Regions from separate parts of the Homo sapiens genome. Here all the other regions are linked to region 1. The links are chromatin contacts, found by Hi-C or POLR2A ChIA-PET in ENCODE. All regions are on one chromosome and are shown on one strand. The core of a region is the stretch at or near the end of the contact, and the rest is flanking DNA. Distances in the headings are between cores, read along the strand shown.

Region 1 (2,937 bases), core at 16-2,515:
ATATAGGCAGCAACACCAATTTAATCTCCGCCCTCTCCAACCTCCCCACCCTCCACTCCCTATTTCCATAAATCTCAAGATCTGAGTTACAAAGAGAACCGAGAACTCTAGCAGAGCAAAGAAGCCCTTCCTTCCCCCTCCCACAGGCTGTCTCTCATAAACGAAGTATTAGTGCAAGTGTAAATTGTTTCCAAACATCTTTAACAAGCAACATTGGGCGATCAGGTTTTCTTCTACAGCTTCCACAGAGGCCAAAGAGATGACAAGTAGTGGGGAGGGCGAGGATCACCAGCGTAAAAACTACCTTCTCCCGAGTCTGTTCTCACTGACTCGCTAGTAATGGGGCGCTGTCCTTGCGACCCCTACCTAGCCCAGAGCCCCGGCCCCAGCCTCCCCGGGAGCCGCATCTGGCGGTGCCACGCACGAGACCATGTGCACCCGCCACTTCCCACCGCGTGGCTGGCCCCCGCCCGCCCGCCCGCGGTCCCAGGGTCTCCCGAGGCGGCCAAACGTTGCGAGTCGGAGGTCTTCATCCCAGGGCACTGATACCCCGTACGCGCCGTGATGATGAGGTGGAGCGGGGGCTTCTCCACCGCGAGGCAGGAAGCCGCCCCAGGAGGCACATGCTTCCTCCCCGCCAGCTCCTGCCCGATGGAAACCCCGGCGGGGCGGCAGTCGCTACTCTCGCAACCCTCACGGCGCCCCTTGCCTCACCTGGGCTGCTTCTCACCTGTCCGAGGAGGTAGCGACGACGCGCAAGGCTGGGGGCTGCGGCGATTCGTGCAGCAGCAGCGGCAGCAGCAGCAGCAGCAGCAGTGGCGGCAGACAATGGAGGAGTGAAGGACAGACACATTGACATAGACACACGGAACCCGGCGCAGCCCCGCCTCCCGTACCGCCCCCGTCTCCTAGACCGCCCCCGCCCAGACTGCGCCACTCCCGGGGGAATGGTGGGGGTACGGCGACAACCTGGGGCCTCTGCATGCCCCAGAAAGCCGTCGCTGAGCACATAACTGCCAGCTGTAGAATTTTCAATATTACATGTGGCGAAATATTTGAACCGGACAGGATAGGGGAGCGGAACGTGTAGGAGGAATTTAATTCCCCCCTCCAGCTTTCTGCATTTGGTTTTGTCCTCCCAGGTTGCTCCAATGGCGATCTCTCGCTACCGCCTCCTGCGGCTCCTCCTCCTCGGCAGGGCCAATGACAGGCGGCAGGCGGTGACCGCCGCAGGGCCTGCGGAGACCGTCCGCCTGGCTCGCCCGAGCTCGCCCGCTGTCCGCCAGCCCGCGGGAGGGAGGAGAGAAGCGAAGCGTTTCCGCGGTTGGCTACTCAGTGTCTTGGTCTCAAGTTGCCTCATTGCGGCTGGCGTTCCCAATACAGACGCATCGTTTCTTTTTTAATACTCCCTAAGAAAGGGAATAACCTTCAAGCTGGCGGGAGCAATGGTTCACATAAAGAAAGGCGAGCTGACCCAGGAGGAGAAGGAGCTACTGGAAGTCATCGGGAAAGGTACGGGTGCTGGGCTGCGACGCGGCCGCGGCCAGCCTGGCCGGGGGGCGTGGCGGAGCCCGGGGGGCGCTCCTGGCCTGGGTGACCTTTGGCTGCGGTTCTGCAAGGTTTGCAGCCTGGAACCGGGAAAGAGCGTTTCTCCCTTTGGTCTGGGAAAGGTTGCAGGGGCGGAGAGGTGGGGAGGCAGAAGCAGTGCTGGGACAAGAGGGGTAGTTACAGAGGCTCGGCCTCTAAATCCGCTTTTGGAAACGTACGGATTTCCACGCCCCGCCTTAGGTTAATGCGAGCTTCCCGGGGTGTGGACCCCAGTGTGTGAATTCTTCACTGCTCCCGAGGGATTTTGACCGCGGTCAGTCCTGGTAGTTTCAGGTTCTTAGGCGGGTGTCTAAATGACCCTTTAGACTTCCGCAGGCCGAATGATCTGGATCCTTTGCCGATCCCCGCCCCCGCTTGGGAGTGGAGGGCGCCCTTAGGGAGAGGGGTTCTTCATAAGGGTACAGAACTAGGTCTGTAATTTGCTGCATTGAGACTTCCGTATCCAGGGCCTCCCTGGCTTCCAGAAGCCCCGACAGCCTCAGGAACCCTAGAGAGACAAGGAAATTGGCGAGGCCTCCACACCCACCCCTCGGCCCACGTTGCACAGATGAGACCTTCTAATCGCGCTCCTTCGCGCTTTCTTGTCCACTCCCCCAAGGCGTGCCCCACTTCCGCAGTGCTGAGTCCCAGCGGGGAGCCCCGAGGACGAGCCAGAAGCCATATTTCCCCGGAGTCCCCGAGTGGACGTCCCAGAGGAGTTCCCTGCCGAGTCCCGTTACCTGGCAGGTGACATCAGCGTGACTGCATGCTTCTTCTGCACCCTCACGGTGCAGGGATGGTGATGCGTGCGACTCCGGGCAATTAATGTGGTGATTTTAAACTCAATAATAATATAGCCATGTTTGTCCTCGAATGGCAGAGATGCCAGTCATTGCAGCATAAGGCTTCCCAGTTTCCAGTTTTATTTACTTAGTAGCCAGGCTGAAATGTGGAATCCTAGAGAATAAGGCAGATTTATTCTTCATAGCGACAAGGAAACTCCACATGCGAAGGAGAAAAAATTCCGGTTTGAACTCAACAGGTGCTGATGAGCTGAGCCCACCCGATCTGATCTCAACTATTCTAAGTCAGTCACAGCTATATCTATCAATGATGTGTTCTTTGCCTGGAATTTGGGGATTTGGGTTAGAGTTTAGATTGTTGTACTGCATGGTTCTTGCTGACCTATTTGGCATTTCAGTCTTTCAGTTCTTCCTGTCTCTAGGTAATTTCTCCCTGCCTTTGATGGCTCTGGGATTCAATTAAGCAAACATGCAAGTTCTAGCTGTGTGCCAGGTACTGTGCTGGGCAAAAAGGAGACAAAGGATCAATTCACAATCCACCAGGGAC
Region 2 (2,717 bases), core at 71-2,570, 6.2 Mb before region 1:
GGCAAACTGGCTCATCTGATCTTGTGGCCCCGACCCAGGAACTGAGGCAGTACAAGACAGCTTCCACTCCCTGTGATTTCATCTCTGACCCAACCAATCAGCACTTCCGACTTACTGGCTGTCTCCCCACGCACCAAATTGTCCTTAAAAACTCTGATCCCCGAATGCTATGGGATACTGATTTGAGTAATAATAAAACTCTGGTCTCCTGCACAGCCAGCTCTGCGTGAATTACTCTTTATTGTAATTCCCCAGTGTTGATCAATCGGCTCTGTCCAGGCAGCGGGCAAAGTGAACCCTTTGGGAGCTTACAGCAAGTGACCCAATCACAGCTCACTGCAGCATCAAACTCAAGTGGTCCTCCCGCCTCAGCCTCCCAAATAGCCAGAATTACAGGCGCAAGCCACAGAGGTCAGCAAGGGGAAATTTTTAGGAGCACAGACATTGGGCACAGAAAACGACTACGTACCTTCAGAATGAGGCAGGAAAGTCTTAAAAGTCAAAGTCTTAGAAATGTCTTACAGCCTTAAAAATCAATTAAGTCTTAGACCTGGGGGGGTCAAATCTCAAATACGACAGCAGCCAGAAATTTATTACATCAGAGGTTGGGAATCACTTGGGAAACTTCAAAGGCAGATCAATGGCCAGTTCCCAGCCCCAAACTCTTTAGAATTTCTAGGAGTAGGTCTCCAGCGTGAGTATGGTTTTACCTCTCCTAAAGTGATTCTAATGTGCAGCCAGGGTTGAGAACCACTGCCATTCTAAACCAATGAGGGCAAGATGGCCAAACAGAAGTGTCATTTCCTATTTAGTCTCCTTGATTGTTGCAATGGAATTCCTCAGCTTCAAAAGTCCAGAATTTCATGTGAGATTTCCAAATTCTAAAATGTTGGCAAGTAATTAAAAGAAATTTTTTTAAAAAAGATTGGGATCAAAGAAAACATGGATTCGGGCCCTACTGAGTGTCACTTCGTAACCTTTTTGCAGTTCAACCTCAGGTTTGAACAACCTGATTCTGAGAAGTTAAATAATTTGTCCACGGTTACACAGCCAGTAGGAATAAGAGTTAGGACTAAAACCCAGTCCCTCTGAATTTAATTAATGTTCCTTCCATGAGAAGGAAGGAACACCTGAAGATGCGTTTTAAAAATGGGTAACAGAAACGCGAAGTTACCGCCAGCCATGATCGCAACCACGCATGCGCCTACTACTGCCGGCGAGGCGGAAGAGCAGGGAAGGTTAAAGGCGATGAATTACGACCTCTGCTGGCGACGCTCACGACTCCTGCCGTAAAGGCCGTGTGTGGCGCCTGCGCACCTCCTTTCCCTTTCGGATTCCCGACGCTGTGGTTGCTGTAAGGGGTCCTCCCTGCGCCACACGGCCGTCGCCATGGTGAAGCTGAGCAAAGAGGCCAAGCAGAGACTACAGCAGCTCTTCAAGGGGAGCCAGTTTGCCATTCGCTGGGGCTTTATCCCTCTTGTGATTTACCTGGGTCAGTGGGAGAAGAACCGGGAAAGTGACTGGAGGGAAGAGGGTGGCGGAGACAGCAGCCCCATTTTTGGCCGTCGGGGGAGGGAGAGAAAAATAGGGGACACTGCCGTGCACGGCCCCTGAGGCTGTCTGGTCAAGTGGGGCCGATCTAACCTGAGTTCGAGTTCCCGTTCTATCGCTTTATAGTTGCATGGTCTTTAAGCAGTCTTGCAATCCCTCCTTTTCTATTTTTGCATCCTTAAAGTGGAGGTCATATTTCTCGGGATTGTAGGGAGGGTTGGATGACCCCAGTGGATGTGAAAGTCACTAATTCACTCTCTAGCACTAGGTGGTTCTCGGGGTGTTTTTCCTCACCGCTCCATGTGGTCCTAAGTGGAAAGAGTCCTGTTCAGGGAATCGAGACACCTCGTGAAAGTACCACTGCCATGAAAGCATGATTATAATAATAGTCGTTGGATGCCTCTGCTTTCTTACCTGTACGATGAAGGGTTTGGATGATTTCTATTACTGCCCCCATTTTACAGGTGAGGAAACAGCCGTAGAGAAACTTTTTTGCCAAGGTCGCACAGCTATGCTGACTGAGGGAGTTAGGGGCTCAGGCAGTGGGGCATCAGAGCCCATAGTCTTAACCATTATAGCGCACTTAAAGGATTTGGGGTTTTTTTGGTTTTTGTTTTTAAGACAGAGTCTCGCTCTGTCACCCAGACTGGAGTGCAGTGGCGCTATCCCGGCTCATTGCAACCTTCCCCTCCTGTGCTCTAGCGATCCTTCCACCTCAGTCTCCCAAGTAGCTGGGACTACAGGCTGGTGCCAACAGGCTCGGTCACTTACTGCAAGGATTTGTTAATATTTTTCAGTTAGGGTTGCAGACTGGGACCTATTCTGTAGTTTTTTCTTTTCTTTTCTGTCTTTTTTTTTCCTTTTTTCCTTTTTGAGACAGTCGCTGTGTGCCCAGGCTGGAGTGTAGTGGCGCGATCTCTGCCCACCGCAATCTCTGCCTCTCGGGATCAAGCGATCCTTCCCCCTTAGCCTCCCGAGTAGCTGTGATTACAGACTTGCAGCCACCGCTCGCGGCTAATGTTTATATTTTTAGTAGAGACGGGGTTTTGCTTATGTGGGCCAGGCTGGCCTCAAACTCCTGGCCTCAAGTTAGCTACCTCCCCTCCAGCCGGCCTCCGCCCCGCGCGCGGCCTCCCAAAGTGCTGGGATTACAAGTGTGAATCACC
Region 3 (2,761 bases), core at 212-2,711, 6.9 Mb before region 1:
TCTTTTCTAAGAGCCAGATGTCATTTAAGTTTATCCCTATCAATAACTGACATTCAAATGCTGAAATCTTGCCCCCAGTGGTAGCAATCTTCATAATAATGCCAGATGAACTTTCCTACCATAGAACTATAGTTGAAAGTCTATGTCAATCTTTTTACTACAAAGCACTGTAGGAAAAAAATTTAAGATGAAACTAATTTTTAAAGTTGCATTACACAAGTAAAACTCATCTCAGAGATTATTACTATGATTGGGAACCAAGTTGACAGATTTGGGAGGTCTTCACTGTGAAGCTTTATGGAAATATCTAAGTCAAAAAAACTAGTAGGGAGCTAAGCATTATAAAAAAAAAACTACACGGCTGTCTCTAGGAGGGGGAACTGGAGCAGGGACACGAGGCAAGGAGCAGCGGCTTTGCATCATAACCTCATCTGTGCATGTACTACGTCGACATTACACAGGGCAAATATGGAAGAAAAGTAATACAGTCAGCTGACAACGTGCCCCCCAAAAGCCTGTTATATATACACGATTCCAGCCGGGCGCGGTGGCTCAGGCCTGTAATCTCAGCACTTTGGGAGGCCGAGGCGAGCAGATCGCTTGAGTCCACAAATTCGAGACCAGCCTGGGCAGCATGTCAAAACCCCATCTCTGCAAAACACACAAAAATTAGCCGGGTGGGCCGGGTACGGTGGTTCACCCTTGCAATCTCAGCACTTTGAGAGGCCCAGGCGGGCAAATCACCTGAGGTCAGGAGTTTGAGACCAGCCTGTCCAACATGGTGAAACCCCCGTCTCTGCTAAAAATACAAAAATTAGCCGGGCGTGGTGGTGCATGCCTGTAATCCCAGCTACTGGGGAGGCTGAGGCAGGAGAATTGCTTGAACCTGCGAGGTGGAGGTTGCAATGAACCTAGATAGCGCCACTGCACTTCAGCCTGGGCAACAGAGTGAGACTCCGTCCCAAAAAAGAAAAAAATTAGCCGGGCGTGGTGGCGCGCGCGGGAGCCTGAGGTGGGAGGATCGTCTGAGCCCGGGAGTTTGAGGCTGTGGTGAGCAGTGATCGCTTCACTGCACTTCAGCTTGGGTGACAGAGCGAGACCCTGACTCAAAAAATAAACAAACATAAAAAAACGCTTCCAATGTTTTGTTCCCTTACATCAGAATCCACTTGGACAATATTTAAAGGGGCTAAGGTCATATAAGGCTCATCTGGCGACTGAAAAGTCTTCAAAGAGGTTGACGCGTCCGAGGTGAGTCTGAAGTTTGGAGGACAGCACGGGACCGCGATTCCAAGGCGCCCAGGTTGAGAGCGCAGGCCGCCCGCCAACCTCCACCCTCGCTCCAGGCCCAGCCGACACAAAGCCTCGCGGGAGGTGGAGCCTCGTGACGTCACAGAGACGCCCGCCCCCTTTACGTCGTGCTCTGAGGAGGCCAGGAGATTTCTGGCGGCGCCGGCGCCATTTTGCTGGAGCCTGCGACCGAGTGGGAGTGGAGTGGAGCGGCTGTGGTTGCCGACTCTTTCCTCTTCCCCACGGTCCAGTCAGCGGGTTAATTAGGCCATCGGCCCTCGAGCCGAGACTTGTCTCTTATTTAGTTCTGGGGAGCGCCTCGTCGACATGAGTGATGTGGAGGAAAACAACTTCGAGGGCAGAGTGAGTACAAAGCCGCGGGAGCCGTCTAGGCGGCGGCCCAATGCTCGGGGTTTCACGGGAACAAGCGCGGTCGGGCGGGGTTGCGGGTAGTCCCGCGAGGAGCAACCTCTGGAGCCATCGCGATTGATTCCTCCCATCCCAAGATGGCTTCTGGGTTCCACTCCTTCCCCAAACACCACGGATAACACCCCTCCCCCTTTTTTGGAGGCTGACTGATACCTGGACTTCTGGGTCCTCTTCCCTCCCCGCCCCCGCATTGCTTCCTCCCTTCTCCCCACCCCTGAGGCTTCCTTATGTCTGCTCCGAGGTGTGGGTCCCCGTCGCGGTTGGGCGGGAGGAGGCGGCAGGGAGCTCCCCTCCGTCCGGATAGTGGTAGGTGCTTCCTGCGGTGGCATTTCTGGCGACCCCGAGCATCGTAGAGGGTCTCGGGATCGAAAGTGCGCGGGGCTGCTTTCCGGGCGGGGAGAAGCTGGCGTGGGACTAGCTGGGGCCTGTGTCTCCTTGGCTCTCTATTTCAGTGAGCGGCCGCGTCTCTGTTGGAACCGGCGGCGTTGCGTCTAAAAAGGCGAAAGCCTTGAGGTTGAAGGTGGGACGAGCCTAATGAAGTGGTTAGTCAACGACCGCACCGACCCTTAAGCGTTCTTAAGACGAGAGCTGTGAGGGGAAACTACGCAAGGAGCCCTTTTCCCTTAATGTCCCTTCGACTTTCCTTTCACTTCGAAATGAATGTGGAAATGCTGTCACGCCTTATTTTTCTAATTCCTCGATGTTGGGTTTTTTCTCTTCTTTATATCTCAACTTTTAATGCTCTTCTTCCTATGACCTTTCATCTAAAAACTGACCACTCCTTTACAGGTTTTTACGGTAAAAAAAAAAAAATCTGTCTTTCTTTAATCTTACATAGCTGAACGAATTCATTGGCTCAGTATTTTTAAGATAACTAGTCAGTATATACTGTTCTGTAACTTAAAAGATGACCTGAAAATTAACAGGCCCTCTCCCATTTCTCTTCTCACTCTATCCCCCACCGAAGAGGGCTCAGAAAAAAGTTTTTATTAATATATTTGGGGTCGGAGAAATACAAACATCACAAAGAATACGATATCCC

What was found. A loop is a pair of places that touch in the nucleus more often than their neighbours do. ChIA-PET counts read pairs that join two places held with the same protein, here RNA polymerase II (POLR2A). Pooled maps may share reads with other maps.
Region 2: a map of naive thymus-derived CD4-positive, alpha-beta T cell shows a loop between it and region 1 (22-fold over the local background). The contact joins the promoter of TOMM7 here to the promoter of ANKMY2 in region 1. A Hi-C loop is called at or near these places in 1 of 168 maps with a recorded cell type or tissue (naive thymus-derived CD4-positive, alpha-beta T cell) and 6 of 50 pooled maps. POLR2A ChIA-PET finds 5 or more read pairs at or near these places in 1 of 52 experiments (T-cell).
Region 3: a pooled map shows a loop between it and region 1 (10-fold over the local background). The contact joins the promoter of TRA2A here to the promoter of ANKMY2 in region 1. A Hi-C loop is called at or near these places in 8 of 50 pooled maps.

Annotation. Positions count from the first base shown.
Region 1 is chr7:16,644,082-16,647,018 of GRCh38, reverse strand. It overlaps ANKMY2 (ankyrin repeat and MYND domain containing 2), which reads left to right and starts at 1,265. Exons shown (of 10, transcript NM_020319.3): 1 at 1,265-1,512. The coding sequence starts at 1,446. BZW2 (basic leucine zipper and W2 domains 2) reads right to left here and starts at 838. Exons shown (of 12, transcript NM_014038.3): 1 at 731-838. RefSeq lists an enhancer at 859-1,138.
Region 2 is chr7:22,821,452-22,824,168 of GRCh38, reverse strand. TOMM7 (translocase of outer mitochondrial membrane 7) reads left to right here and starts at 1,320. Exons shown (of 3, transcript NM_019059.5): 1 at 1,320-1,492. The coding sequence starts at 1,390. It overlaps LOC112267993 (a long non-coding RNA gene), which reads right to left and starts at 1,212. Exons shown (of 3, transcript XR_002956543.2): 1 at 470-1,212. RefSeq lists enhancers at 1,090-1,299, 1,330-1,409, 1,079-1,839.
Region 3 is chr7:23,530,681-23,533,441 of GRCh38, reverse strand. It overlaps TRA2A (transformer 2 alpha homolog), which reads left to right and starts at 1,461. Exons shown (of 8, transcript NM_013293.5): 1 at 1,461-1,653. The coding sequence starts at 1,618. RefSeq lists enhancers at 223-722, 1,082-1,201, 723-1,224, 1,372-1,591, 1,602-1,651 and 3 more.